Linked DNA regions of Homo sapiens: region 2 is linked to region 1. The links are chromatin loops, found by intact Hi-C in ENCODE. Cell type or tissue: PC-9. All regions are shown on one strand. Each heading gives the region's core, and the rest is flanking DNA. Links, peaks and the distances in the headings are about the cores only. Region 1 has its middle 220 kb from the start of LINC01052. Region 2 holds the start of LOC105370238 (a long non-coding RNA gene).

The links. Hi-C counts contacts between places; a loop is a spot of excess contacts. Peaks named below come from ENCODE experiments on the same cell type or tissue, not always from the same donor. Only the 100,000 strongest peaks of a DNase experiment are listed, where the experiment ranks them.
Region 2: it touches region 1 in a loop (4-fold over the local background); 2 of 110 quality-filtered maps call a loop at or near these places.

What each region holds. Positions count from the first base shown.
Region 1 is chr13:65,635,418-65,651,567 of GRCh38, forward strand. No RefSeq gene overlaps it. Among named protein-coding and RNA genes, the nearest start is that of LINC01052, 220 kb to the right of the region's middle. RefSeq lists a silencer at 3,060-3,354. In PC-9, for the core only: no CTCF peak of the experiment used is centred there; no DNase peak of the experiment used is centred there.
Region 2 is chr13:64,446,534-64,462,683 of GRCh38, forward strand. LOC105370238 (a long non-coding RNA gene) reads right to left here and starts at 3,830. Exons shown (of 3, transcript XR_942028.1): 1 at 3,724-3,830. In PC-9, for the core only: no CTCF peak of the experiment used is centred there; no DNase peak of the experiment used is centred there.

The DNA of each region.
Region 1 (16,150 bases), core at 5,393-13,392:
AATATAGTATCTAACAAAGAGAAAAATTTTGAGAAGCCAGACCATTCAAAAAGGATTTATGTAACTCCACGAGGGGAAAAACCTGGACAAGAAAAATATGGAATGGATAGTAGAAGAAATGTCATAAATATTAACCTTGACATTGTAATAACAACCTAAGAGTTTTCATATTTTCTCTCTGCTTGTTATATGTGTGTATGCATATAAAATGTTATTATTTTCTGTACTTCTGTGAATTTTTATTTTAAATACAATTTGTTAGAAGTGATCTTCACAATTTAGTTTTATTATCTGCACCATATCTATGTTCAGTAGTACAATGAGAAAAATTGAGAAGTAATTAACATAACTAGAGATGGATATAACGACTATTGAAAGTATTAGCCTTCTTATTATTGGAAGAAGGTGAAGCTATCTACACCTGAAAGAGGAATAGCTATTTCTTGTTGGGTTTGAAGAATGCTATCTATGTCTGTTGAGTAGCCAGTGGGTTAGATCATGCTAGTTATTTATTTCGTGTCTCTTTGCTCCAAATCTACCATTTTTGCCATGCTCTGTAATACTGAAAGTGGACCCATAAAATTTTTTCTTTGTTAGCCTTTGTTAATAGGGAGTTTTGAAATGCCACTGTAAGCCTTACTACTAAGAAACTATTCTCCTCTGCACTCCTGACTTCTTTCTTTTCCTCTATCCTTAACTAATATGCTTTAAGGAAGAAGATGATTAGAGTTGGAGCCAAAGACTCAGTGTCCACAGCAAAGACTGAAAATCATACACACCTGTTTGCATATACTGAGTAGCTCTGGAGAGAAGCAGAAATAAAATATCTATGCCTCTGTTAGAGTCAGGCACTGAAGGAAATAATGTATACAGTGGTCCATTTTCAAGACAAAGTGCCTTGAATTGGCTTAGGTCAGCAAACTACAGAAAAAACAGGATGTACTAGGCCCCTGAATGGATAACTGATGCCTCCTTTTGGGTCTCCCCCTCCCCACCCTACCCCCACCACACCTGAACGAAACAAGTTTAGTATAAGATAAAAGTTTCAAGCCTGCAAAATAGCTCATTTTGTCTGTTCTTATCAGCCTGCCCAGCTTCTTAGGTCATAAGTCACTTGAAAAGTCATACCACTTGAAAAGCCCCTGAGCTAACTAGGATTGCAATGCATTGTGGGCTGCAACAAAATGCAGCAAGAAAACCCTAAAGAGAACACCTAAAGCCCCTACCCAACAATCAATAAGCGACATCTGGAAAGATTGTGACCCCATAGTACTCAGCCTATGAGGAACCGGGAAACGGATCTGCACACTAGGGGATAAATTGCTTGTTGAAACTATGCTGGGTGTGCCTACTCATCAGACACCTGATCTTGCAAGACCATCATTAAAAGTCTCACTTTCACTGTTTTCTGGGCCCCTGAGTCCATTCTTTGGGTTTGGACAAGTGAGTTTGTTTCTCACATGCACCAAAGTCAAAATCCTGCCTTGTACCATGGGGCAGAGGTGTATGAATTCAATGGATGGGTTTTGGGCAAATTCACAGTGGAGGATGGAGCCTATCATGGTCTTGTGTTGGAGGCCCTTTATACCACACAAATCTACTACTGTTGCTTCTACATTTGAGTGCATAATAAAATTCAATGAGTTATATATTTGTACCCAAAGTGTCAGAGATTATTTTCTTGATAATGAATTGCTGAATGTAGAAAAGTGTTAGGGAGACAAACTCTCTTGGAATCCCTTTCCACCACCTTTGTTAAATAAGGATGTAGCATTAGTATCTCTACCTCTGCTGTCCGAAGATCTCACTTATAGATGATGACCTACTAATTGCCAAGTCAGAAGCCTCAGTTTCATCAACCCTGATTAGTTTGTTATCAAACCTCTGCCAGCAGAGGTAGGTTATAGTTTCTGACAAAAATTCAGGGGCCTGTTCACCAAATAAATTTTCTTTGGATTATGTGGGAAGCCTTACAATGCTCTATTCCTCTGGCAGTCAAGGAAAAACTGCCATCCCCTCAACTCCCCACAGGTAAAAAGGGAGGCCCAGAACCATATGGAACTCAAGTATTGAAGACACTAAGTGCATCACTTGGGCATCCTTGGATTTTTTTGGATATTTGTTAATTCACAAATCAGTATTTATTGAGTGGGGTCCAAATCAACAGGTTTCACTGGAAAATATCCAGAAAGCTGTGGAGTCTAATGTTGGGGACATGCAACCCTGATGACACCTTGAGTTATAAGCCTGTGTGATTAATGATTTTGCTGATTGGATCCTCTGGCAAAGGAAGATATACTCCACCTAAGGTGGTTCTTTGGGTTTTAGACCTTTCATTTCTCTAGCATGATTACCATGTAAACTGTGTTTTATAAATAGCTATGAGCTTGCTACTGGGCGCTTGTAAAAAAAAAAAAAATGTCTGACTCCCCGAGAACTTGTGACTCTTTAATCTGTTAATTTGGGGTAAGCCAACTCAGGCTCTATGACTAACAAAGTGGGAAGGTCCCAACAAACCTCACTTGTCAAATGTAAATGGATATTTAAAAATGCAGCTTTCCTGGGCCCCGCTCCATCACCACTTGATATAAAAAAGTGGCAGCTAGTTCTTTGTGGGAACTGAAATCCTCATTCTACTCTCTGGAGAAAAATCTCCCAGCTAAATGGGGTCCACTATTCATAAAAGTTCCCCTAAATGCTTCAACCTGATCCACTGATGTTTCAGCTAAACTGAAACTCAACGGTGATCCCTGAGCTGGTGACACTTTTTAACCTCAGTGCCATTCATGAAGAACTGAATGGAGATTTTCTTTTTCTCCGTTCAATGAGCAGGATTTAAGACTAATTTTTTTTCATAGCACTGCCCAATACACTCCTTGATGAATTTTGTTATACTTGTACTAACCTATGGAATATTGCTAATGGCCTAGCTCTTTGGTCTTTTGCTTCAGAAACTGTAGGTTGGCATGTTAAATGCATTTCACTTTGGGGCCTATGAACTGTGGAAGGAAATCACAACTCCTGATTGTACTCTCTGGGTCACTCATATAGAAGCTAGCAGTGAGAGCCCATTCTCTGATTATACCCACTAGAATCAATCTGCTTATAGGGCCTGCACTGGTTTATTGCCCCCATCTACCTGCAACCATTTTTGTACCAGATGAGCAATACATCACCATTACAGATTAGGCACAAATTAAAGTACTACATGTTTGTTATGAAGAGGTGATCAGTACATGTCAAACTCGTAGCTTCTGCTGAATTTGAGTTGTTCATCTCTTAATAAGGAGGCCCCATAACATGGGGTATGAGCTGTGCTCCTTCACGGAAGATTGACTGCCTAAAACTTTGACTCCCTCTTGAGGCTGTCAGTGGTGTTACACCAATATTTTGAAACTTCAAGTTAGTGTTCTTTTTCCATTCTGATAAGTTAACTCCACCTTTATGGCCTTAATACTAAACTGTGTTATGTTTTTGATCTCCATTACCATTTCCAAACTGCCAATGGTGTGCCTTTTAACTCATAAGCACTCAAAATTATCAAAAGACTTGATGTTTTTTTCACAGGCTGCATCATTCACAATTATTTAAATTTGCTAAGCATTAGAGCAGCCTTCTCAAAAATTGACTCAAAAACATTTCTGACTCTAACTCCCTAATTTCCTCCAGGGACCTTAGTAATGCAGTTTGACCAACACATGCAACTATTACTAGAAATGGGTCTTAACCTATTTGCTACTTTCTGGTTAATCATCAGGATAAAAACTGTAAGTGGTTTCATATAGAAAATTTCATCAGAAAATTAGGTTTTCTGACCTGCTATTTCCAGGCACAATTCTTCTCCACCTCACCCTCTTCTAACATAAATTTCATGCTGGCCTGAGTTTTCAAACTTAATTCAAATTTAATCACATGGATTGCTTTTTTGAATGGGGATGATCTAGGATCATAAGGATAATGACCACTTGTTGAATATTCTGGTCACTAAGTATCCCTACTCCAGGCCAAAGGGGGAACATAATTAGTCTTTATAAGTTTTATAAGAATGCCTTTGTTTCTCTCACACCTAAACAAAAGTTTTATGTGGGAGTATTAAAATATTGTCACCTCCATTTTTCTTTAACCTTAGGAAGTATTCTTTCAGAAACAGAAAAGGATGGCCCCGGCTCCTGTACCTTCCACGTCAAATGCCTGACAATACCTCTGGATGCCCTTTCCACTGTTACTCTCATAGCCTTTTCTCAACCATTTCATGTGATGAATAAATGGCATTGGGCTGTCGATATGGGCAAATTCTGCAGATTGGGATAACTACCCTTAGGCATTTTTTCTAAAAACAAGAACTACTCTCAATTATTTAACTGAGTTGAGAGACCCAAGATCTGCCATCCATCTGGAAGGTCATATTGTAGGCATTGTCACCATGTTCCTCTTGGCAGTTGTAGGTACAACTTGGAAGGCCCTAACAATTGTAAACAATATTTTCTTTTTATGGACACCATGTGCTTCTGTGACTTTGCTTCTTACCTAGAATTAACCTTGAGGATTAATTCCGAGGATTAATTCACTTCCTTCCTAAAACCATGGTGACATGTACCTTAATTAAAGGTGGCCACAAAAAACTTGCAAATATTTGAGGAAGCACAACAAGTAAATCAGCAGGATGATGAGTAGGATAATTTCCCCATAATTAGGCTAAAGTTAGTTCCTTGATGAATTTCCCTTTGGGAAGTTATCCTGCTGCTTGGAGTCCTACAGATGATAGCCATAATTAAATTCTGTATGAGACAATTGGAACAAAATTTGTCCCAGCCTCTGTTGGTCAGATAAATTAAAATGTCCTAGAGCATTTTACACATGACAATTCAACTAAAGCCAAAATCATGTAGGGACGAGGAGCGAATATTTGTAGGAGACTCTTCAGTCTTTTGCAATTCTGTATGTCTAGTGAACAAAGGCCCTGATGATCTCTTGTTTTGGACTGTCTTCTCTAGTGTGTTTGTGTACTGGACAGTGTTGGAAAATAGACATTGTATTTTATTCAGAACAAATGACAGGTTTCTTACTGTCTCTTATGAAATACTCATTTTTCATGCTCAGGGTTTCTCTTCTGTAATGTAACAAAAGGCATACACAGGTATCTTGCTACAATGATTAGCATTATCCCTCTGGGACTTGGCATCAAGCATAACTGAGGCAAATATGCTGATGTTCTTGCTCCTTTTTATGCCATTAGTAATAATGTCATTTATCTCTTACTTGGTAGTCTCACCTCTTCAATCCATGATATTGTGGAAAACTAGTATGTTAGCTTGCAAAGGAGGATAAAAGTCAGGCCCTTCACAGTTCTTTATACTTTTCCCTATCTTGCTGTATTTTATATTCTCCTTTATAATAATTTAAGACACTATATTTTGCTCCTTTAATCTTATGTATTACCCTAAAATTAATTTAAGTAGGGATTTTCATCTGTTTGATTGACTTCTGTATTCTTAGTTCTTAGAAAAGAATCTGGCATACAGTAGGTAATGTATAAATATATATTTGGTGAATGGGTGACTTCTCTATACAACAAATAAATAATAAATGTTATTCTCAATAATAAGTAGAATATATATTTAAAAATAGCTAACCACCAGGACACAGTAACCTGACCTACATGCAAATAAACTCAAAATAGAAAGATAAATATAATCTAAAAATCATCATTTAATTAAAATTGAAATAAAATGGCCAAAAATAAGAGTATAGAATAATCACAACAATTATTTTAAAACATTTAGATATAAATTTTAGTGAAGTACTGTGTATCAAAACCTGTTAGATAAACCAAACTTAAATTAGAATTAGACTCCAGCTTGTTTTAAAATATATAAATATATAAATAAGCCTGACAATATTAGAAGTAGAAAAGCACATCAGAAGTCTAGTAAAAGAACATGATAAATTCAAAGATAGTAGCTCCTCCATATTTTAAAAATCTCCACAACAAAGTCTTAATGGGACTACTTGAGATTTTCCAGCAGTGTATATGTCCCCAAAAGGAAGTTTGATTAATTTTTTTCTGGGAAAATTAGCAAATCCACATGGCTATGAAAAATAAGCCACTATGTCCTAAGCAGTGTTTCTCAGTAAAATAATGAGGATTTGGTTTTCTTGGATCTGCATTCATAATCGAGAAACAGAAATTTTTTGCCCAATTATTTAGATGAAGCACCAGAAGTGTTAATTTTTAACCTTCTTAAAATTCACCAACATCAAATTCACACTGTGTTTCCTAAGAAGTCAAGAATGGCTAAATATTGAAATATCCATTAATAAAATCTACTATTTTAACTGAATAAACATAAAATATAGAAAGATAAAAGTCAAGGTCAAACAACTTTTACTAAAGTATACTTGATAAATAAATAAATGAACCTCAGAAAACCAAGAATAGAAAAAAAAAATTAGCCAGGAGTGGTGGCACACACCTGTAGTCCCAGAGATACTCAGGAGGCTGAGGCAGGGGAATTGCTTGAATATGGGAGGCAGAGATTGCAGTGAGCCGAGATCGCCCTACTGCACTCCAACCTAGGTTACAGAGCAAAACCCCGTCTGAAAAAAAAAAAAAAGAAAAATTGCTATATCCCAATCATTTTACATTATACTGGAAGCCATAGCTAATTCCATAAGGTAAGCCAAGAGAAATGAGAATCACAAGTATTAAAAAAAAGAAATAAAAATATCATTTACAGAAAATATTATTGTCTATAGTATATCAAAAGTATTTAAAAATAATTTTTATGGCTAGAGAATAAGCATAAAAAAGTAAAAACTGAATCATAAAATTGCAGTAACTAATTGGAAATTACAATAAAATAAATATTCCATCAACCGTAACCATAACCATAACCATAAGATATATGTAAAAACAATTTATAAAATATTGATGGAGAAATGAAAAATATTACTTTAAAGATAACCTAGCCAAATAATGAGATTTCCAATGTTAATGGATGATAAAATTCAAAATTATAAAGAGATTAATGTATTTTAAAAATCTATGATATTAAAAAAAACAGTGAAAACTCCAATATTCTTCAGAACATTTAGAAACAAAAATGTATCCTAAAAGGAATAAAGGAAATAAAACCCACCAAGAAACAAGACAAATTTTATGTTAACAAATGGTGTGAATGATTCTATAATGTTATTTATAATTTGACTTCTGCTTTAAACAATATGGCAAACCACATGTTTTGAAACCCTTGGTTTATAAATACTAGTAATATTTGTATAAAGCAAATGTTGGTTAAGGCAAACATACTTTCAGTTGCATACCTAAACAAATTAGAAAGAGAGAGGGATCTACAGAGAGACCTAAAATAAAGTGATTGCTGAACCCAGAGGGTTAACAAGCTCTGTGGATATCGTTTGTGTTGTGGAGACTAGACTCTGCTTCTAATGGCTAAATGACAGAGGAGAAAATAGAGCTTCTGGTCCATGTCAAGTGAAAAGGGAAGGCTTTAAAAAAAAAAACAGTTTGGAAGACTACCATTTTAAAGAAAAGGTAAGCTTGGGGAATAAAAATCACACATTTTCAAAGACAAATTGTGAAACAACGTGGCAGTGTGTGTGTATGTGTGTGTGTGTGTGCGTGTATCAGTCTTAGAAAATCGGTATAGTGTCTGTTTTCTACACATACCCCTGAGAATTCGCAATCTTAATCCTTCCTTCATGAGGTTCTTTGTTTAGTTTTGTTTTTTCACTTGCATTTTCTTTATGATCCAGAAAGTAACTAAGTCATTGCCTATGTTGGCTGTGAGCACTTACAGGAAGGACTACCTATCTGCTTTGGAGTGATAAAATTTTTCTCAGTGGTCTGTTAAACTCTTTCATAAGGTTTTAAGGGACATCAATAAATTACTGTAAGGACAAGAAACAATAGTATTTGTAAATTATCACTGACTGCTGATTGGATTTGAGAACAATGTTAATTCTGTTTTGCAAATAATTAAAGCATTCAAGGGAACATTGACACTAACTTTAATTCTTCATTACTAATAGATTAATGAAGAACTTTAACCAAGTATAACGAAGAGAAAATGTTCAGTTTGTTGTTTGTGTTTGGTCTGTTTTGTTGAGGTTATGAATGGAAAGAGTTTCCAAGCTGAAAAGCACTTTTTCCATTGAAATAAGGACATCATGATATAGGCATCATGATATGTAAACCTATTTAATGTCACCCCTCTTCCCATCAGCTCTCTTTGCTACAGTGTTTATAAATGTGCTTACAAATTATCAAAAACTCACCCAAAAATGCATTACTTAAGGCAGCAGCATGTGAATTTGTAACCTGCTAGGGAAAATAAAAACAAACCAATGAAAGTCTTAGTTTTTCTAATAAAACTAAAATCATCATTGTACTCTTAATTATTCTTCACTGTTTACATAACTGATTTACTGTCTGAGGCAGAGAGAAAGACACACACAGAGTCTTCACTATGTTAAGGTCAGGTAATCAATTTCCTATCCCAAAAGGCAAAACTAATAGTACAGAGGATTATCGCTAAATACAAGCAGCTGCTTTCGTAAGACTGGAGCTTTTCTAGGGAATCCTGAAATAATGGAGTAGGTAGGAAACAGAATTCTATATATCTCGATCTTTGAATTTGTAAAAGCCACGCAGGTGCTTTTTAACTACAGATGAAATGAGGATTAATTTTGCTTTGATTCAAGTAATTGCTATTAAACATAAATGCATTTCAAGCAAAACATGGAGTGGTTATGGATCAAAGGATATTTCTTTTGTTCTGAATGTCATTAAGGCTTTATCTTTAACAAATTTGACTCTAATTTTATACATTGAAGAATTTCAGGAGTTTACCTGTTATAAACCATTTAATGCCAGTTTTAACTTTGAACCTCACTATCTCTAAATATCATTAAAATTCAACAGGTTATTATACCATACTTATTTAACATTGATAACAATCCATGTATTACTCTCTTTTCATAAGTTCATGCAATGCTGTACATTCTGTAGAGACTGATTATAACATAAACAATTTCTAAATTTAATTAATGCTATAGATCAGTTTCATTTTATAAGGAAACTCACATGCAATTTTATTTTTCTCTAAGGGTTCTCTTTTAAAATCTATTGATGCGATGCAACTTATTAATATTTTAAATCCTCCTTAGTTTTAATTTTAGGCATAACACATGCAGGCAAATTATATGTCTTTCCATGAAATATAAACAAATATATCAGTAATCTTGATGTTAATATTATTTTTTAACATATTTAGTCAATTAGCTTGACATCACACAATTGAATTAATATTTCTTTTGAAATACTTTCTTTTCTTAATATTCATCAGATTACATATTTCCTCTCTATCATTTCATAGCTCTAACTATTCAACCTGCTGTATCAATACTAGACAAACTCATTTCCACACTCTGTTTTATCATGTCAACTCCAGCTCTAGATAAATTTATTTACAAGTCTTTTAAACCATCTGGTATCATCTATCAAAATTATATTTTCTATTTGTAACAATCCAGATCCATATATTCAAATGCAATATTGCATTGTCCATTGTACCTGTGTTCTTAGCCACCTTAAGATTAATATCTTCAAAATTGAATGAATGACTCATCTCCCATCCTGCCGCTTCCCCATTCCAGTCCTACAACCTAGCTCCTAACAACTTAGTGAAGCAATTTAGTCTGTGTTTAGACTCCCTGTGTCTCTTCATTTCAATAAATTTTATTTCATCTAACAAGTTGGTTCTTCCTAAAAGCTAGGGGATTGATTATCTTTGAATAATCTTATCTGTCAATTTCCTCCCTACTTTGGTATTCAAAATATTACCATTTTATACATATCTAACGTCTTGGATAAATATCACATATATCCACTATTTTTCCTAGCCCCCGTCACCATCCTTGTATAGCCACCATCATTGTGCATGACCTGAAGCCTCTACATGTCTCCCTTCTTCCATTCTTAGCACCAAAGTTTGGTCCCTAAATTTTCTCTGTAGAGTGATTTTTCAATAATCATAATACTGCAACCTTTCTATGATACAAACAATTCAATAATTTTCCATACCAATTAGGCAAATTCACAAAGTCTACATGTTTCCTCTTTGCTATTTTCTATTCCTGCCTTACTTTCAAATCTAGTCTCTCTTGCTTCCACTTTTCCCTTCATTAAACTAGTTCTACTTTTTTATTCTAGTTCCTTGAACACCATAAAGTATTCATCACACCAAAGCAAGCATTCCTCCCTTTTTTTGGGATGCCCTTCTCTTTGGTTACTGGGTTACCTTTCATAGCTTTTCATTTTTCAAATATACCTAATCTGAATCTCAAATCTCAATTAGATATTTCTGTTATACTCATTAATTTTATCTTCAGTTTTTCTTCACATTAACTAATCTATTTAACTACACACTTACTATGTATGTATGTATGTATGTATGTATGTATCTAACCATCCATTCATTCATCTAGGTAGGTATTCTCTATCTGTAGTACTTTGTTTAGATTCTCCATGATCATTAAGCATTTTGAAGGGCTATCAGTGTTTTGTTTATCATTATGTTCCCAGAAATTCTTCAAATGCTCCTGCATAGTCAGTATACATTAAGTATTTGTTGAATGAGTAAAAAAAGCAATACAAGTTTGATGAATAATCAAATGAATGAGCAAACTATTTTTCTAATTTCCAGCACATTTACACTACTAATTATGCTGTGAAAGTTGAGGTGACAGCAAATATTTGATACACCTCCATATTTAATTCCAAGATATGATTACATAAGACATTAGGTTTAAACTGTAATAAAAATTACACAAAGCCATAATATCATCCTAAAAAATAAACTTTTTGTTTACCCTAAATTTGTGGACATTATCGTCTTATTTATTGCTAATAAAACTACAATATCCAACCAATTTGCATTATTTCCCAACAAATTATTAGTATCTACTGTAAATAAGTGGGAATTTTCAGCGTGCTTTTGTAAACTGAAATTTTCAGTTTTCAGCTTCACATAATTATTGAATGAACATTTTGTAACGTAACAAAATCAGAAAATATAGACAAATGAATATTTTTGAACAATTATCTGGAGTTTTAAAAATAGTTTTCATATTTTTAATGCCTTCATAGTTTGCAAAATTTATTACAAAACTAAGTGGTTACACATACTTTAAAACACTGAAAGTAGTTATGATCCCACACTCTTACAGTAAGATGCTATTATCCTATTAAACTGTAGGTTTACCCACATTTTAATACATGTTTGCTGATTTAATCATCATTGATAACAAATAAGTTCTAAGTACTCAGTAACCTATTCAAAAGTATTTACAGTGTTCGCTAAGTCAGCAGGAGACTTTGAAGATGTTTTGCCTCTCTACTTGGAGCAGCCACTTCTGCAAAAGTTGATAGCAGAGAATAATCAAATATGCATTATACAACATCAGAAATGCAAATAGCACCACTTAAGTACTCTGCTTATAACATAGGTCCCTGAAGAAAAGATGAAAAACAAATTGAAAGCCTTAATAATAAAGTATGATGGGCCATCATTTATGATTTTATCATGTTTTTCTTAACATACAAATTTGCGCTAATTTAAATCCAACAAATAACGATTGAAAAGTATCAGTACCATGGTTCCCTGGCTTCAAGGAGCTTAAACCCAGAAGTGAGCAACAGAGTTGCAGAACGGTACAGTACATGTAATATTGATTGCTCTCATTGAGATTTCAGCAGATTTTTTTAAAAGATACAGAATGGGAGAAATTATAAAATTGCTGTAAAGGCCTAGCTAATTTAGAAGAAATAGCCTTTGAATCGAATTTGAAGAATGAGTGTTGGATAAGTACAAATGTGACATAAGGCATCTTCAGAAATGCAGGACTATAGCCAAATGTCCAAAAAATTAAAAATGTAAATAGCAAGTGGTCTCATGTAGCTATATTTTGAGAATCTACAAAATGCTAGTAGACAATAAAAGAAAACAGAAAGTCTAAAGCCTGATCTTACATTTGTATTTTATATTATAAGTTTGGGGCTAGATTTTAGAGGAAATGAAAAATTACTGAATGCTTTAAAAACAGTAAAGTTATTTTCAGATTTGTGTTTTAAAGATGTAACTTTATTCAAACGTGATTGTACTGCAAGATAAAATAGGTTCATTACCACTCAATTCACTGGTTTCACTACACTCCATCACCTAGAAGCAGCTTACATGGTGAAACAGCCAAATAAAAGTTTATTTAAGGAACCTACACTTTGGAGTTTCTCTATCATGTTACGGTATATTCCTTAAACCAAAGTCTCTTTATAATGGCATCTATGCCATAGACGAAGTATATGGAAATGAAGGGAAGGAGGTGTGACTGTATTATCACACAATTACAACTATCAATTCACTGGAGGAAATTCTGCTTTGGGTTTTAAGATTTTCAGGTCCTAGTGCATGAGGGATGAATGCTTCTCTGAGAGAAGCAAATCACGTGTCTGATTAATTAGAAGCTGAGATTGTAACCTGCACATTTTGGGTTCTTCGTCCACTGAATCTGTAGCAGAGGAGAAGGTTGCTCTGTTAACTTTCTAGAAGAAATTGGCTCACTGCCTCATAATAGGGAAAATAAAATTTTTTCTATCCAGTGCAACTCCCTGAGGTGCTTTTTAGTTGTCCCTCTCCGATGATCCTAATACAACACCTTCAGAAACTCAAGACAAGACTCACAAGGACTTACATAATGCAGAAGTGAACGTTTGTTTCTCCACTAACAAAAGGACCCTGTCCAGCTGAGATGCCTGCAGAAGTTAAAGGGAACATGTAGTAGGAAGAAGCTGAACATGTTTAGAATATTAGGCTTTATGACTAAATATAAAAGAGAGGACTATGGTAGTATGCTTTACATTAATAAATTATTTCATTTTACCAACCCTTTCCCACTACCTTATATAAAGAACACTGCGTACCTAGTATTTTAGGTTTTAGGAAGAAGTATAATCAAATTAATATCACCTATGATTACATAATAGATTATGAGAGACTGTATTGGGAGTACAAGGTTTTCACCTTAATAAAGAAAAGGAGTAGATGCTGAGGGCCAAAAGGGTGGAGAATGTGGATATCATGCATTTGCCTGTCCAGAATTACTCTCCACCATGCTATACGTTGCCTCTAGATGTTGACTGTTTTGTATATATTATTTGGCTCCATTGCTTCCTTGCTTCCAGTTAGTGTAAGTCACACGTAAAGTCAAGCAGTAGATCTGAGGAAGGGAGGAGTGTACGGATGTGTTATTAATTTCTTCTGTTTATTTCCTTTAGGTTCACTTCGTGGCGGCAGAGTAAAGGCCACAGCTACTGGAAAATGACTTTCCCTAGCCTCCCCTTCCTGATTTTCATCAATCACATTATCCCCTTGCTCCTTCCAGCTTAGTGGTGGTAAGAAATCATACTCCCTTATACATCTTTCCCACTGTTGCTGGCCCTTGTGCTTTATGTCAAGGCACTTTTCCTATACTTGCCTGTAAGTTTTATGGGCTCTGTTAAGTTTGTCCAAGACTGTTCTTGCTAGCTTTTGGTTTGTTTCTTTATAAAATAATAAAATTGATTTATGTGATCTGTCAATTGAACAAGTTAGGATCGTTAGATATTAAATTTTGTCTAATTCGTTGTGCTGCCAATAGTTAGTTAAGGAACTGGCAATCTGTTAAATCTCAATATATATCAACTGGAATTGTTTTTAGCCACAAAATCTTTCTGTGTTCTTTTTCAAAAACTCAAAGTGTGACATGCAAATATGAATTTGATTCTGTGATACACTAATCAGTATTAGAAAAAAATGTAGTGTACTTGCATGTTATATTTATCACAATGTGACTGAATTTAAACTAATATTTTTATCATAAATTGTGTGGAAGAAATGTTTCATGATTTGCTGGTATTTCAAATTTGGAAACTAATATTATTAAATTGTGGAAGGTCCACAGAGAGTTATTCATTGTATTTGGTCTTTTATTTATATTATATTAATATATTAGACTTATTACCTATGTTAATTTATCAAAGAATATTAAAGAGAAACTTTAAAAGAAATTAAAACAAAATAGAAGTAAATATAATAGTTTGTAAAATCAACAAACATTATTTTTAAATAAAGCCCATCCAATGTCAGGGTTCAGTTAGTATAAATACTATCTATACTTGAGGTGTCCTAAGTTCAGTCTACTAATTAATCACTGTAACTGTTGAGTTAGTTGAGTATATTTAGAAAGAAAAAACAGAAAGACATAAAGATGCTAATATATGCCGAAATAATATTTTGAAGTACAAGTTTATTTTGCTTTTAATATGAAGTAGAGCTCTTTTTGTTGAAAAGTAAATCTCCAAATAACAATTTCTCTTCTTAATTTTAAAATTAATTCAACATTATTTCTTAGAAGTTCATCATATAATTAAAAATAAGTATTACTATGTACTCATGATAGTGTTTCATATATTTTCATAAATATGTTAATTTCTATATAAAGAAAGTATGCAACTTTAACAACACGTCTGTAATATGTCACAAATAAGACAGTGCTATTATATGTGCTTATATATACATACTCTGATATGTTTGCTCTTTTCTATCTGTGACAAAATTTTATGACATCCCTCATTATCTATTATTGAATATAGTTTGTGGGCTAGAAATGAGTAAATAATTCAACAATCCACTTGTTCCTTCTGTAAATACGCAGGAGAAACTGCCTAGTTGTCCTTTGAGCTAGACACTATCACAAGCTTATAAACACTATGTTTTCACTTTTCCCTATTATTTCCCCAATGTGTAGTGTATGAAATTGGGCTGATATCACATGAGAAATAGAATAATCTGAACTGACATAATAAAAACATACCGTGAAAATATAAATTATTCTATTATTAAGTAGGGATATAAAATATACATGAAGAAATCTTTTATTATTTGATTTCAAAATAACTTTGTGTTGGTGTATATTGTGCATTTCTTTAACATCTCAACGGGATTCTCTTTAAAACAAATTCCAAGAATGCCGTTCTGGCATATGCAACTCTGAAAGCTAATTTCCAGAACAACAGTCTTGCAAAATTCCCCTCAGAAATATCTCTGAATAAAAGCAAATGGATGGATGTATACTTTCCATGCAATCCGAGATCAAATGAATTTGCTGCCGAGAATTGAAGGAACTTGACTATTGTCATTTTTTTCTGTTCATATTATTCTGTATTGGTAAGTTTTTGCTGTCCCCTGAATGTGAGCTTCTCAGTGAAGTTTTTATAGAATTGGTTCTCTTGTTTCCCCATTATGCATATTATGTAATAGTCATAAACTTTCAGGCAAATTTTTATTTTTTATTTTTAAAATTTTCAGCGATTTAATTCAGCTTTTCATTTCTGCCATAGAGCTATAATTCATACATTCTTTTTAATTAACTGTTTGCTTATTGGCCTAGCAATAGACCCTTAGAATTTCAACAGGTTCTGCATATAGTACACCATCAATACATTTAATAAATAAATAGATGACATTATTACACGTATAGCTAATTGTCAAATAACTTGTATTACAAATTGACTTGTATCACCCATCAAAATTTTTGAGTCCTAATTCCAACACTCTGATATTTCAGAAACAACAACAAAAGCTATCTTTAAAAAATTATACAACTCACCAGAAGACCTTTTTTTTTAACAATTCAGTTTCCCCAGCATAGTTATTTTGAATTCTTTAAAAGTTTATAGTATTCTTTTAATTTTAATTCATTCTCTTTCAGATTATGGAACTTCTAAAAATAATCAAAATAGTTATCTTTTTATATGAATAAGCAATCTGTTACATTTTGTGGAGATTCACCTTTAATTTCAATGATACTAGTAAGACCTTCAAAATAAAAAATAAGTCTCAATCGAGTGGGATTATTATTAGTATTTTTTGATAAAATGGAATGCAGCACTAAGATATTTCTGTTAACCCTCCCACCTTTTTATGTCCCATGGGATTCATCCAAGTTTGAATTTAATTTTTAAACCAATAGAAAAAACATATATAGATAGACTCTAGAGAAATGAGCAAAAATAATATAGATGCACAGTAAATAT
Region 2 (16,150 bases), core at 4,988-12,987, 1.2 Mb before region 1:
ACTGCCTGCAAAGTGACACAAGCAATGCCAGATCTAGGCCAGTAGGGGCCTGTAGTGTCCTATTCTGTCATATGACAGACATCTGACTATAAAAACTTTTAAGACGTTTTTTCTAACTTTATAGGTTATCCATTCCAAAACAAAGATGAATTCCTTTTGAGTAACTTTAGCCTTCTATAATTTAACTTTTATGCTGTAGCAGTGGGTTGACAGAACTATGCATCTGTCATTCAATTCTTAATAAAAAAGATGTAAACATCTTAATATACATATATAATGTATGATGCTTTAAAATATATATAAATAAAAACTTCTCTTCCAACTAGTTCTGGAGGCTGGAAAGTCCAAGATCACAACACCAGCATCTGGTGAAGGCCTTCTTGCTATATCACAACATGGTGACATGGTGGGAGTCCCATCACATGGCCAGACAGAACAAGCCTGCTACCTCAATTGAGACAGGGTCTCACTCTGCTGCCCGGGCTGGAGTTCTTATAAAGCCACCAGTTCCAAGCTAAGGACCCCACCCTGATGACCACATCTAATCCTACTTACCTCCCAAAGGCCCCACCTTCAAATATCATCAACATATGTATTTGGGCATTACATTGCCAACACATGAAATTTGAGGGACGTATTCAAACCATAGCATCCCTATTTTTTAAGTGTGGGTTATAGCCCATGAGCTGGCTGTGAAATCAATTAGTTATGTCATGATAACCTTGTCTATTAATAAAAATAAAACAAAATAGAAAAATTCATCAGAGCTTATCAAATATAGTAAGGTTAAAAATTTTGTCATGAGATTTTTAGTTATACCTGTGTGTATGTTAATATTTTTATACTCTAAGTTACTTTAAATTTTTTATTTTTTTATTTTATTGGCTTTTGTTTGTTTGTTTTTGAGACAGGGTCTCACTCCTGCAACCAGGCTGAGTGCAGTGCGATCTCAGCTCACTGCAGCCTCAACTTCCTGGGATCAAGTGACCCTCCCACCTCAGCCTCCTGAGTAGCTGGGACCACAGGTGTGCACCACGACGCCTGGCTAATGTTTGTATTTGTTTTAGAGACAGGGTCTCACCATGTTGCCAAGGCTAGTCTTCAACTCCTGGGCTCAAGTGATCCACCCACCTCAGCCTACCCAAGTGCTAAGATTATAGGCATGAGCAACCGTGCCTGGCCTAAATTTTTTAAAAAGTATCATGTTAGTGTACTTACAGCTTTCCCTGAGTACTTATGGAGCATTTGACATTTCCCCATAACTAGGAATCCTACTTCCTCCAATTTCTATTTTTCTTAAGGCTGCCAGAAATAATGCTCTGAAAAATGAGTCTTTATATTTTTCCAGTTTGTTGAGAGTTGTTATTGTGAGGGTGGTCTACTTTATCAATAAAAACAAAATGTAAAATCCTTTTAAACCCTCAAATAAATGTGTCGTATAGGACTTCTTCATAAATTACATTGAACCTATTTCTCTTGGAAGTCTATGCTCCAGTCACACTGATTTGCACATGATTTCTTAAATGTCATGTACTCTTAGACAACTTAAAGATATTTTCCCTCCCAATTGTTTTCTTAGGTTTGTCTCTCAATATGCAGCTCAAATATCTCCTACTCAGGGGTGTCTCAACTAATTTAATGGGTAATTATTGGATTTCTCCTCATTCATCTCACAACATTTTGTTCTTGTTGTGTTGTTTGTGTTTTTGTCTATTTAAAATAAACAGTAACATTAATAATTATGAACTAATATTATTAGTGTATTTCATTCCATTAAAATATTGTGTGCCTCAAATTTGATTGTCAACAATGACTTTATTACTTTTGATCTAGAAAATGACATTATATTAATGACAGCATGTTGTATTTTTCTCTCCTAAGTCAAATAATTTTAACAAACAGATTACTTGGGGAAGTGAATCACTAAAAACCAATAGCACACATTAATCATGTGATTGATATATCAATGAAATATTATAGAAATATGGGCACTCTGACACAGCCATACCATCCAGAATTCAGTATTCTCAAAAGGCCCACTTAACTCATCTACTTTGGCAATCTTTCAATTCCCTTCCTTAAATTCAATTGAGTAATAGTTATTTGATTCCCTGTAATATTTTATTTTTTCTACATTTTGTTTTCAGAATTAACATCACTTGAAAACATACATTGCCTTGCTCTTCTTAATTTGCCCTATTTGTATATAGCAGGCATGTCTGTGCATATAGATTTTTGGTTTTTGTTTGTTTTGTTCTGCTTTTCATTTCAGAAACAGTTAAAACAAGTTTCGTGTCACTTCCATGTTTAAGAGATAAACAGGATTTTTAAAACTAAGTTACAGCAATAATGGAGTAAAGTAGATACTTTGTTCTCATCCTTCATGAATAAGAAAACCTGAATTAAAGTGCTCCTGAGCCTTTGGACAGCAGTACACTCTTATCTGAGAAGAGGTAAGATGGAAAATCAAACTCCGATAAAATACATGTCTTCTTTTGTTTGACATGAAATATTTAAATACCTATACTTTACGAGAGGAGCTGAGAAATACTTTTCTCACTGAGTTGCACATAGCATCTATATTATTCTGTTTGGAACCTTGGCGGTGCCCAGATTGTAAAAGTCATCAACTCAGAATCATAAAATTCAAAAGACATTTCTTGAACTTGTCTGAAGAATCATGATCAAAGGAAAAATGTGTTTCTTAGCTGGTATAATATGAATAATAAATAAAATTTACATTGCAACAATGAAGGGGAGGCTAAAATTAACACAAGTTTACCTACATAACAAACCTGTACATGTACCCCTGAATTTAAAATTTCAATAAAATTAAAAATAAATAAAAATAAATAAATGTAAATTTATAATAATACATTTTATTGTTTTAAACTTTAAAAAGGTATATATTATAGTATTTGTTTTACTAATAAAAATATTCATAGTCTAACATGCCATTTTTATCAGTTTATATATTTACTGGAGGTGTGTATTCACTTCCAATCTCAGTGTAGCAATCTAAATATTTTAGAAAGTTTTGAATTTCTCAATTTTATCATTTCATGGGCATTTTTAAGGAAAATAATCTTTGTACCAATTGCAGAGTATAGTGTAGAAAATGCAAAATATATAACGCGTAATAATTCTATTCATAGAACTCAAAATATGGTTGGAAATAACAGCATTTCAAAATGCAACAATTAGGTGAGGATAGAAACTAAACCAAAAATCCATAAAGTAGATTATCGTATAGAAGAGTGTAAAAATTTGAATTATTGATAGATATTTTAAGGTAATAATATTGAAAAAGCTTCCAAAAATGATTTAGATTCGAATAAGTGGACATAAATGTAAAGTGCACATGTAATGTAAATATTCAAATGACATTAAGACATTCGATAGTTTAAAATTGTAGAGTATCGATACAAAAAGCAACAGATTAACAGATGACAATTTATTAAAATGACTTAAGTTATTGTATACAATAATTTAACAATATACATACAATGTTACAGGAAAATAAGTAATTAGGACCAAATGTGTTTTTCCTAAGATTTGTTCAGTTGAGAGAGAAATCATTGTGGGTGTCACATGAAGGCTGGGGGTATCTTAATAGTATTGTAATTGAGTCAATTATGACTTAAATAGATATAGCATGATTTGAGATTATTCCATGCAAAGAAAAGAACATACTTCAAATAAATCGAATCATGGTTTACTTACAGGCAGTGACTAGCTTGGATTTATTCATGAATTACGATTATTTTTCAATAAATATTAAAAGACAAAATTGAAAATACTGAATAGAGGCAGATTGTTGACAAATGCAAATGCCTATAAGATAAAATATAGTGACTCATGTTATTCATTGCAGTTTATTATCATTAGTCCTCAAATGTACAACTTTGCAATGTCAATACATGCTCATACATATTGTGTCATTTAGTTGCCAAAATAATTCTTTGTACAAAGTAAGCCTTAAAGAAATTGCATTATTTGCAAGTCAAGTCATACAGTTAGTAAGCGGAGGACCCAAGACCCCAATGCAAGTATGTTTAGAGCCAAATCCAATGTATTAATGAAGATACTTTGAGTACAAATAACAGAAATCTGAATTTAACATGGCTTAAACAATAACAAAACCCATTAACTTTATAAGAGGAAGTTCTGAAGTGTCACAAGATACAGAGTTGATTGTTTCATTACCACACTGATTTAATCCAGGTATTTTTTTCATCTGTCTTGTTGTCTATTATTGGCCTTGAATTCAGCCTCAGAATGTTAGTATTTCTAGACATCACATGAAAACCTGATGATGTTCAGAAGAGATGATGCTCAAAACATAAGTAAATAAATGAATAAATAAACTTACAAAATGGGAATAAAAATACAAAGAAGAAAGTTTGTTAATGTAAAGACATTAAATTTATGAGAGCAGTTTTTTTGTTACATACACATACACAGGCACACATACATTTGCATGCACCTTTGTCTTGTTACTGTAGTTCAGCAATTTGTGAATTTTATTTATTGACTTTGTTTTTCCAAAGAGACTGTATTCAAGATTGAGTATAAAATTAAATTCTATAGAAGCACTGTATAACCTAAACAATGAGTAGATCTGTAGAATTACCAAATTTTGTCAGTATACTAATTACTGGATCATACAAGTGAGGGCATTGTATTGCTTTTTGTCAAAATCAGTTGAAAGACATGGTAGATACATTGGGATCTTAGCAATAAATTATAAAGATCAAAACAAAATGGAGGTTTGCCTAAACTGATTCCTGAAGTCAGGACACATGATATTTCACATTTTGCTTCATAAAAGTTCATCACTTTAATAAATCATCATATTATTTTTATTACAGTATGTAAGGTATTTTTAGCTTTTGTTTCTGATATAGCCAGTACAGAACCACCCCCCTGCCCCAAACACACACATACACTTACACACACCAACACTTTCCAAGTAGAGTTACATATCTCTATGTCAAGCAATAATTATTTTCTCATTTCTGGTATTGTTCTAGTTTAACTTACCCCCATGGAAATTCTTATGGAGTTTCTAAATTTTTGATGTTGATTAATCAGTAAAGTGAGAAGTTCTACTTAAAACCCACCATGAACCAAGTAACCCAGTCTAGGTGATATCTCAACTTCATTTGATCAGTTGACAGGTGTTTGGGTAACAGAATTCCGTAAGAGTTCTTTCTCAGAATAGAAGACTATCTTAGATAAACTATTTTAATACCTTGGGGTAGCTTTTTTTAGTTGGGTACATTTTTATTAGAGAAACTATCTTGAAAGAAAGATCTACTGATTTTCATGCAGAGGTGAAAATGTATTAATTGTGATTGAAATTCAACAGAAGTATTAGCTTTATATCTCTGGGCTTTAGTTCTCAAAGGACTTTCCTACCAATAAGTACTTTCCCATTCTCTCTGACAGGCAAAATTTCTCTTGTCCTTCAAGACTCCAATGTAATTATTATTTTAAAAAAATAAGAAATTGCTCTTTCCATGTAATAGTCTATCCAATAAATATTTTATATTCAAGTGTTTCCCTCATCTGTGAAAACTATCTCAGAACTTCATATAGAGTATTCCTCTCCCTGTGAAAAATCATAGTTGTTAGTGTTCATTTTCACAATACACCATAATGCTCTTTCAATTATTAGAGTACTTATCATAGAACAATCTTTGAAACCTAAGCAAGTAAATTGTATCTATTGCACAGAAGATGCTAAATACTGAATAAATGAAAGTAACTCTATTAATTAGAATAAAAGCAATTTCTGAGAGGTTGAGTAATAGTTAAAAATATTATAAGATTATCATTACAGGACACAAGTCTTCTGTCATTTTAATTATTGCTCCATACTCTGAAGAAGCAATTGCAAATGTGTACTAGAATATGTCTCTGTGTATGTGAACACATAACTTACATTTCATAGTATTTTTTTTGGATTGTTCTTGAAATTACCATTAACATTGATTAGCGATTATCTGCATTAAGAGGAGACATGAAGGATTCTTCTGTTTGGGTGCACCTTATGCTCAGATAGAGGACTTAAATAAAGTCAAATTTCAACCATTGTGGGTGTAACATGTTTAAAAGAATATTTTCAAAAAGCTTGTCTGAAATTTGCAAAAATAACAATTCATAGAGAGCATGATATAACCATTATGATCATTTTTTGTGTAGTTTATGCTGCCTAAGGAAATTGTGTCCAAAATTGCTCTTTCGTCAGGCATTACATTTTAGGAGAAAATAAAGTTATCTAGATTTGAGGCTGCTTAAACGTGGAATGTAAGTACACAAAATTGGAATAGAAGTGAAAATATATACAATAAAATAAATCCAGTCATTGTTTTATATTTATTAAAGCTTTGGGTAAGTTTAATAAATATTTGTCCGAGGTAAGTATCAGAACTTAAGATATTTTATTGTGGTCAGCTGTGAATACTCATTGACTTTATTACAGCCTATATTCTTTGAAGACCTATGATTATAATAGAAAGATATTTTAACATCTTCTTAGAAAATGTTATATATGCTATCTATATAGAATTTGCTTATTTCTCCAGTCATTTAAATCTAATTCATTAAAAGTTGAATTACTGTTGTATGAAAAGGTTTTAAAATGGATCGATTAAGATAGCTGCATTATAAGGATAGAATTTCAGTAAAGCCCAGTAAATTGAACTATCTTTAACTGTGATTTTTTTAAAAGTAATTCATTGAAATAATCACTTATATACACACAGAGGAAATGTTGATTGATTTATAAATTAATAGTATATCAGAAAGATTTGGGTTTTAAAAAAGCATCAATTATTTTTAATTATTTAATATTTTAAAATTTATTATATAATGCTGATAAAATTGGCACAGAGTCTCACTTGTTTCACGTAATTATTATAGTAGTGGGTAGAAAAATTGTGAGAATATACTCAAATACAAAATGCTCTGTGGGCATCTGGTTCAGAAAATAGCCATTTTATTAAAATCATAGCATTGGAAAGAAGTGGGAATGAAAAGATGTCCTTTTAATAATAATCAATTTAGTGAAAACATTGTGAAAATTTGTACACAACTAAGTCACAGTATTTTAACATTTACTAAATTTTTTTAAAATAATAAATCCCCTTCTCATAAAACTTTCTGAAACCAGTTCTTCCTTCTGACTTCCTTTTTCTATTTATTTCATCCAGTGAATAAAATGGAGTCTTGGAGTCATTTTTACCCTTTTGCTTCTATTATCCTATTTCCCTTTACTTCTTACATCTCAGGGATTTCCAAGGAGCTTTGAAAACAGCAATGTAGAACATGGTAGGTTGGATGAAAAGGCAGCCTGGAAATATGCAGGAAGTGAATATTTAACGCCTCTGTACACTGAGACTAATTAGTTACAAGAAATATAAGAAAGCCCAGCCAGTTGTACAGCATGCAGTGCTCAGACAGTGCAGTGGCAGGATGTATCTGGCAGTCCAGATGGGTTCCAGCAGGCAGTGCATTCCAGCAGGCAGCCTCAGAGCAGAGAGTACTCAAAGATCCAAACCAGGACAAGGGCTTAGAGACAATAGGCATCAAAAGAGACAGGCGGCAGGTGTCAAGCCCCGTTTCAGCAGTGAAACAAAAGCAAAAGCCCAGAACCTAATAGAACTAATGACATTAATCGCAGTACCCATGATGCTCAGATACTCAGTTCTGATGTTGTTGTTGCTCTGAGCTACTTGACTTAATGCAGAATTGCTCAGGTGTCCATTTTAGAGACCTTAGCTTTTCTCTATAGATGAGACCTGAATCATACCCCGTTTTTTTGAAAAGATATTCAGGGTCTTTTTACACTGTTCTTCCATGTCTTCTGTTGAGAACTGTCAGTTCTGCTATTGTTGAATGTGTCTTAACAAAAATAAAAATTTCCAATGTATTCTTCTCCTATATTAATAATATCTTCAGTGACTATTCTACTTGTACCCCTTTCTTCTTCAATCCAAACTAGGTAATGTTGCCTGATTAATCTGCTGGACAAAGTAAATTCAGTAAATTCAGTGGCTCAGACTTGTGTACCAAATTAGATGTGAATGTTTCTTTATAACGTTCAAAGTTCTTTAAAATAGAAACTCAATTTACTGCTCAAGCCTCATATCTTATTATTCTAGTATCATGTCTTACTCAGCTTTTACATGTAAATTTGCTTCACTTATTCTGAAGAATTAGTATTTACTGAGTTTTTAAATATAGGTTTTCTAAATTTATTTTGATTTTCTTCTTTCTGCTAAAAATACAATCATAAACTTTAAAACTGCTTTCTTCCAATAAAAGTTTAATCTCTCCATAAATGGTCACCTGCTAAGCCAAGTTCTCCGTGTGTCCTTTCATTATCTCCTGATTCCAATAGAAATTTACTTTTTGAGCAGGGTTGGTATGGGGGTGAGATTGTGAACTACTTACAGATTTTTCTCACATTTGCCTAAAAACAGTATGGGCTGCTAACATAGGCAGAGCAGTTAGGGAGTAATGAGGGTGGGGGAAGAAGAGAAAAACAGAACACATTCAATCTATACAACTTCTACTTAACAAAAATTGCTGAAATTTCATTAATAACGCAGAGATTCAGGTCAGCCAATGTGACCTGCAACAAAAATTCTTATGGACAGGTTTTGCTATGCTTGTTTGAAAACAAATGTATATTACATACATACATACATACATATATTCACATAGTCATCGGATTGGAGCTGCCTGCTTTGAATTTCTACAGCTCTGGGCTGCATTTGTTTCTATAATGACATCTGTAGTCAGATTTCTCAAGTTCAGTTCCTTGCCCAGAACTACTTGTTTATTTAATTTCAAATTTATACTCACACTGCTTTATACTTAGATTTCCATATGTTGTGCCATTCTGTCACTGAGTACAGTATGTGGAGTACAAGGTGTCATATATTTATCTCATTTCCATAATTTTTCTTATACTTTATTAGTCTGGATACCCATAGTTTGGGGTTTCATGTAATTAAAACTGCAATAATTCTGGTAAATTAGGGAACATGATTTAGAACTCTCAAAAAGTACATCCACTTCTAACTTTTACAAAAGTTATGCATTTCAAAGTAAAGATTTTTCATAAGAGTTATGATATCTCAATAGGGCAATTTTAATTAGTTAATGTTTAATTGACATTGAATTAATTAGTTAATGTTTAATTGCCACTGGAAAAAAAATGTATTCTGAAGATAACATTCTCTCCTTCTCTAGGAGGTCCAAGACATAAATTATAATGCATTAATATGTGGATTTTAGTCAGTGTCAAAGTATAGGGAAAATGGAAGCAAACATTAAAATGCACAGAATAAAAGTTAACATCACTAAGGTTAACTGTCATTAATATAACATTTTGGTTTCATGGTGTTCTTCATTACTGTAGTTGTGCCATGCTGTGTGCTTTGAGTATTTTAATTTTTAATATATGTCAACATCGCTTCTGACCTCAGGTTTAAATTTCAATTCAAAGCTCTATGATGCAAATACCTTCAAGAACTTCCCAAACATAAATTCAGAAAGAAACTCCCTTTTAGTTTGAATGTAAACAAATGTTTTCAGGGAAAAATGTTGATGCTATAAATATGATTATTCTTTTATAAAAATACACAAACTGTTTCATCACAAACAGGCAAAAGTATATTAAAATAACAAAAGCTAACTAGGGTTGATCAACAAAGAAAAAATTGTTTTTACAAGTCGAATCTACATTTCTACAAGTTAAAATCCACCAGGAGGCTTTTAATCCAAGGAATAATTTTTTTAATTTAAATCCATAGAAATGTTTGTCAAATTAGACAGTTTTAAACATTTATTTATAGTGCTTTTTAACAGTCTTTATTTCCTAATTGTGAATAATAATGTTGGTGAATTGCTACAATTCATTTGAATCTGTCTTTCTTGCATTATACAAGAAAAACTCACCAATTTTTAAATTTAAATTTAATTTTTTTCTTACCTAGCAAATTACCAGAGGAAAAAAGGTTGATTTGAGATAAGAGATTGCTTTCACAATAAAAATATAATCAGAACGCAAATCCCTGAGTCTGAAGTTGTAAAATGATGTGTGCATGATGGGCAAAAGAGACCTGGGAGAAATTGAAGGTTTCTAACAGCAATGCCTGACCTCAGTGGAGTGCTTTTTCACCTGCAAAGTGACACTCGCTTAATCCTCACTGTAGGAAAATTTCAGGGCACGTATCCTTCTCTGTTAACAATAGGGGATAATTTAGATCAAAAGCTTTCAAGTGTTCTACCTAAAGTCAGGGAGTGATTAAGGCATGGAATAAAAACAAAAACCAAGTTTCTAAAATTGCAAGACTGATACTATTTTCATTGCACAAAACATTTTCAACCCTGCATCTCTCCTTAAAAATGTGATAGAAGTAACTTCTTTCTAAATTTATTTCAGAGGTTTTAAGGGTATAAATAATTTCTGAGAATAAAAGAAATAGCTTTATAATTCAAATTTATTTTAGACATATTATTTACCCTTTAATTTACCTTTTAATTGGAGGTTTACATTATTTCTTTAGGACAAAGAAAAATCTTTATCCTTTCTTGCAAACTTTGGTTGATTTGTCTTTACTTTGATCACGGCATAATGGAAATGTATAATATTAGAATGTTTTTGTGACTGATAGACTGTGGAAATTCCTTTTTTATGCCTCAGTAGGTTTTAATTTCACTATTTCAATTTCCCAAATTGTATTTAGTTTAGAAATACACCATATTGCTTACTGTTCCAGCCCTCTATTAGTTTTTTCAGTGTTGTAACATTGATTGTTTTCTCAGATCTCATTTAGCTAGTTTCACCCTTGAAAAAGGAAATGCAGTTTCTGTCAATGCTATCTTAGGGTTATCAAAGGGCTAAAAATTTCAGATAAATATCACAGTTTTAGGCAATATTTTTAAAAATAATAAAGCAATGTGATAGTCTCATGATGGTTTTTATTATCCAAAATTATATTTTTACTTATATGTACCTTCCTATGTTCTGCTAAACATAGAGAATGCTGTTTTGTTGTGTTTAAATTGATATTTAGTGACATCTTAACCAGTCTTGGGGTGCAGGAATGGAATTGCCTTAGAAGGCTTCCAGTTATTCATGCTGAACTTCAAAAGATAAGTGGATATTAGGCAGTGGAGGGCAGTGGATATTACATGCAGAGAAGCCAGTTGAACAAAAACACACACATGGAACTTACAATGAGTCTTGGGCTTTAAAGATCTCCAAAAATATGTAAACGTTAAAGAAACACATTACATGTTTGTGCCTCAGTTTCCTCACCTATAAAAAGGTAGTAGTGACAGTACCTAAGATGATTGCCACGAAGGGTAAATAAGCTGTTACATGTAAACTGCTTAGAACAATGATGGGTACATAATAAATACTAAATAATTTTTAGCTATTATGCTGTCAGATCATCTGTATACAGTTATTGTTACATGATCATATATGCATTCCTGGAATATATTATGTGAAATCACATGCCAAAAATAATACAGCAGATAGGAAAAATGGGATTAGTGTTGAACAATTCAATACATTTAGACTTAGTAACCAAAATAATATCAATGCCAATAATAGCACAGTTAAAATCTCCACTGGTATTTGTACATAGCATTCTAATCAGTGGACTGTTGCAATCTTGAATCCCAGAGCTCTTGCTTATTTCTTTAAGCATGCATTTGTTTCTTATAAAAAACAGTTCCAATAAAATTAAAAATCTATTTTTAAACTTAACTCTAGATACATGTACAGGAAAACAAATCACTCTTAGATACAGCAGATAATTTAATATAGCAGAAACTGAAACTGATCTTGTAAGTCACCAAATTACATTTAAAAAAAACCCACAATTTTGCAGGATTTTCATCTTTTTTTAAAGGCCTGTATGTATTTGTAAGGTTTTTGTTTTAATTGTGGGAAAAAGCTACCCCTGAACACTGCAAAATACTAAAGAGCTATAAAAATTACATATGAATGAATATAAATTATAAATGAAACATCTAATATTTCATTTTGTGTCAACAGTGAGTTAACGTACATTAAAGAACCATACGTTGTAGAAGAATATACTTTATTTCCAAACCTAGACGTGTACTATCAATAGAGTTTTTTTCTTAAATATTGGAAGTATTTATATTTCTTTCTCCTACTCACTCTTCAGCCCTGTTGAGTCCAAATACAGGCTCAATCTTGCTGTAGTGACAGATGACCTCCATGGCCCTACATCCATGGGAAGGAATTCAGTCCTACTTTTAAGGTTTGTAGCAGCATTAAATACTGCTTACCTCTCCCTGCTTTTTGAAGCATGGTCTTTTCTTGACGTGTATGACACAGTATTGATTTATTTTACTTCTGCATGACTAATAGATTCTTCTTCATTTTCTGTAAAATATCATGCTACTTTATAAGTCTCTCAAATGTTGGAGTTCTTGGAGGATGTTCTCCTGCTCACACCTTAGTCTTTCCATAAGCTATTTCATACAAACTCTGATCATCAACTATACAAAGTTTTCTCAAAAATGGTATGTGTGTTTTCCAGATTTATGCCATGAAAAAATAGACAATTTAACCTCCAATTTTTCCTTAAGCCCTTTAATAATGGGTCACTATACCCCGTTCAGCTTTACAACATTCCCTCTCCCTTGTCTCATTCCACACTGGCCGCCATCATATTTTTGATGCCCATTCCCTCCAGTCAAAAGGTGTTTCTACATGCTGTTCTCCCTCCTGGGAATGTTCTTTCTTCCTCCATTCACTTAACTCTTACTCACAGTTCTGATGTTAATTCAAGTATCATTTCCTCAAGGAAATTAGTTTTACTTCAACTTTTTGAATGAGTGACCCCACAATTATAGGTTATTATAACTCCTGATCGTTGCATATGTGTAGTACCGTATTTGTTTTTGTGTTTATTTGATTCTTTGGCCTCTTTTATAAGACTCTATGTTTTGGCTGGGTGCGTTGGCTCACGCCGGTAATCCCAGCATTTTGGGAGGCCGAGGCGGGCAGATCACCTGAGGTGGGGAGTTTGAGACCAGCCAGATCAACATGGAGAAACCCTGTCTCTACTAAAAATATAAAATTAGCCGGGTGTGGTGATGCATGCCTGTAATCCCAGCTACTCGGAATGCTGAGGCAGGAGAATCACTTGAAACCGGGAGGTGGACATTGTAGTGAGCTGAGATCATGCCATTGTGCTCCAGCCTGGGCAACAAGAGCGAAACTCCATCTCGAAAGACAGAAAAGAAAAGAAAAGGAATCTATGTTTGATTCACTTAGGCGGTGTACCTGTACCTAGCATGTTCCAGATTCACTATGCTTAGCCTTATCTACTAATGAATCCTCAGTAAATATTTACAGAATTAGTCAACTAATAAATATCAGGTTAAAGAACTGTTCTGGCCTTCATGGTTCTGTAAAGTGTTTGCACAATCTCCTCTAAAATACTATTAAAGCAATGTAAGATTAGGTACATTGTCTCAGTAAAGTTTCTGACTTGGAAAGGAAATTAGAATGATTGGGCACTGGGAAGATGATTGGAGGAAGAGGATTGTCTGCATTGAGAGAATGTGGATAAGTCTTGGGGCTTTTTGTTGTTGATTTTAATTAATTTTCTGAGTCTAAGGAATATTTGAGACACATTTCCTTCTTTGGTGGACTCTCTATCTCCCATCACTCTTTCATTACGAGAAATTACTCTTCAGTGATCACCCAGACCATAGAATGTTCTATTGACAAAGGGAATCTGACCTGAACAATAATGGGGAAGCTGTAGCATTGAATTACTTCCTTTAGAATATTTATGAACCTCTATAAATCTATATACAGTGTTCCCAGTGGGCTTTTTTCATGATGGAGGTACATGATGAAGGAGGCTGGTGAGACTTTGACGACTGCTGATAAAAGAGAATTTAAAGAGGGTATAATTTTAGGATATTTCCATCTATAAACTTAGAAAATGTAAGAATGCCTTCTTTCTATGTAAGAAGAGTTGAGTTGGTATTCCTTCTCGTATATCAAAAGAAGAGCTTGCCAAGGTAACGGGATTAAGAATATAGGGTCTGGATTCAGATGTTCTGATTGAAAAACCAGTTATAGCCTTAAAAATTTTTAAACTTTTAAAGAGGTTTACAAACAATTCAAATGAGATGCCTCACATTCTATTCTATTTTATTCTACTTTCCCATCCTATTCTTTTTATTTTTTAACTTTATTTTAGGTTCAGGGGTACACATGCAGGTTGGCTATATAGGCAAATTGAGTGCTGTGGGTGTTTGATGTACAAATTATTTCACCACCCAGGTAATAAGCATGGTACCCAATAGGTAGTTTTTCGGCCCTCACCCTCCTCCCACCCTCCGCCCTCAAGTAGGCACCAGTGTCTGTTATTCACTTCTTTGTGTCCATGTGTACTCAATGTTTAGTTTCCACTTTTAAGTGAGAGCGTGTGGTATGTAGTTTTCTGTTCCTCCTTTAGTTTGCTTAGGATAATGAAAACAGCCTGAATGTCAATCAATAGTAGACTGAATAAAGAAAATGTAGTATATATACACCATGGAATACTATGCAGCCCTATACAGAATGAGATCACGTCTTTTGCAGCAACATGGATGGACCTGGTGGCCCATCCTATACTATACTAAAGATTTATCATCCCATAATCTATTTTCTTTTCTTTTGCAAAGCATTTGTTACCTCAGCTTTCTTAAAAAAATTATTTCAAAAATGTCTTGCTGACTTCAAAGCTTTAAAGAATAGATATGTGTAAGAAAGGTGCAAATTCATAAATTAATGAATAAATAATATTAAATTGGAGACAAATTTTAAAATATTAATTAAATTTTATAACACTTTCATGTTTTTATATTCTAAAATTAGCTTGATCTAATCAATGACAAGCGGACTTTAATTGGCATTTTTAGTATTACATAAACTTAGTGTATTTACAAAATTTTCTCATGATTAACAAATTTGAGATAATAAATTGCTTGTTTATCTCTTTCATACACTCATTAAAACACAAATGTTTTAGTATATAATCATTATTTTAGAATCACAATTACATATGACATCTATTCAACTAAATGTATGTAAATAAAAAATAAACAGTTGTCATTTTCAATGTATTGTAACAAACCAATGACTATATATTCAACACTTAATGACAAAATATATATTCAAATAATTTAATTATAAGGTTAAAATTTTTAAATCAAATCTTTGATTTTTAAACAAATTTGAGCTGTAAAATATTTTTAACTTTATAATTGCATTGAACTTTAATTCAGAAAACAAAATCTTAACAAAACAATTTAAATAAGTTCTTAAGGTAAAAAGTTCTCAAATAGGTTTTTAAAATTGGTTTGTTGAGATAAAATTTGCATATCATACAATTACTTGCAATTCCCATAGCATATTACTTAAACTATACAATACAATGTTTTTAAACATTACATTGATTATAAAGTCAGTGGTTTTTCATATATTCATAAAGTTGCAAAATCTTCCCCACAATAAATTTTAAAATATTTTTATTATCTGAAAAAGAAACCTTATACCCATTAGCTGTCACTTCCCATCCTAACCCCTCTTTTTCAAATCTTGACAACCACTAATGTACCTACTGTTTCTGTAGATTTCTAGACATTTCATATAAATGAAATCATTCAATACTTGCTCTTTTGTTACTGATTGCTTTCCCTCTTTGAGGTGTTTTCAAGGTTCTTACACTTTGTAGCATGTATCAATACCTAATTTATTTTTACTGGTGAATAATATTTCATTATATAGAAATACAACATTTTGTTTATTCATTCATTAGTTTATATACTTTTGAGTTGTTTTCACTTTTTGGCCATTGTGAATAATACTGCTATGAATTTCATGTATAAATTTATACAAATATATATATTACAAAGTTTCCAGTTGCATTCTGATATGGACAAAAACAGGGAAATACTGGATGGAAGAGGGCAGTTACCTGGAAAAGGCCCCATCACCAAGCCTGGAAACCTGCGGCCCTAAATGAAAATAGGCATTCCTATTTTTGCCCCCAGATGTAGCCTTTTGCGCCCCCCACCCTCCATCCTA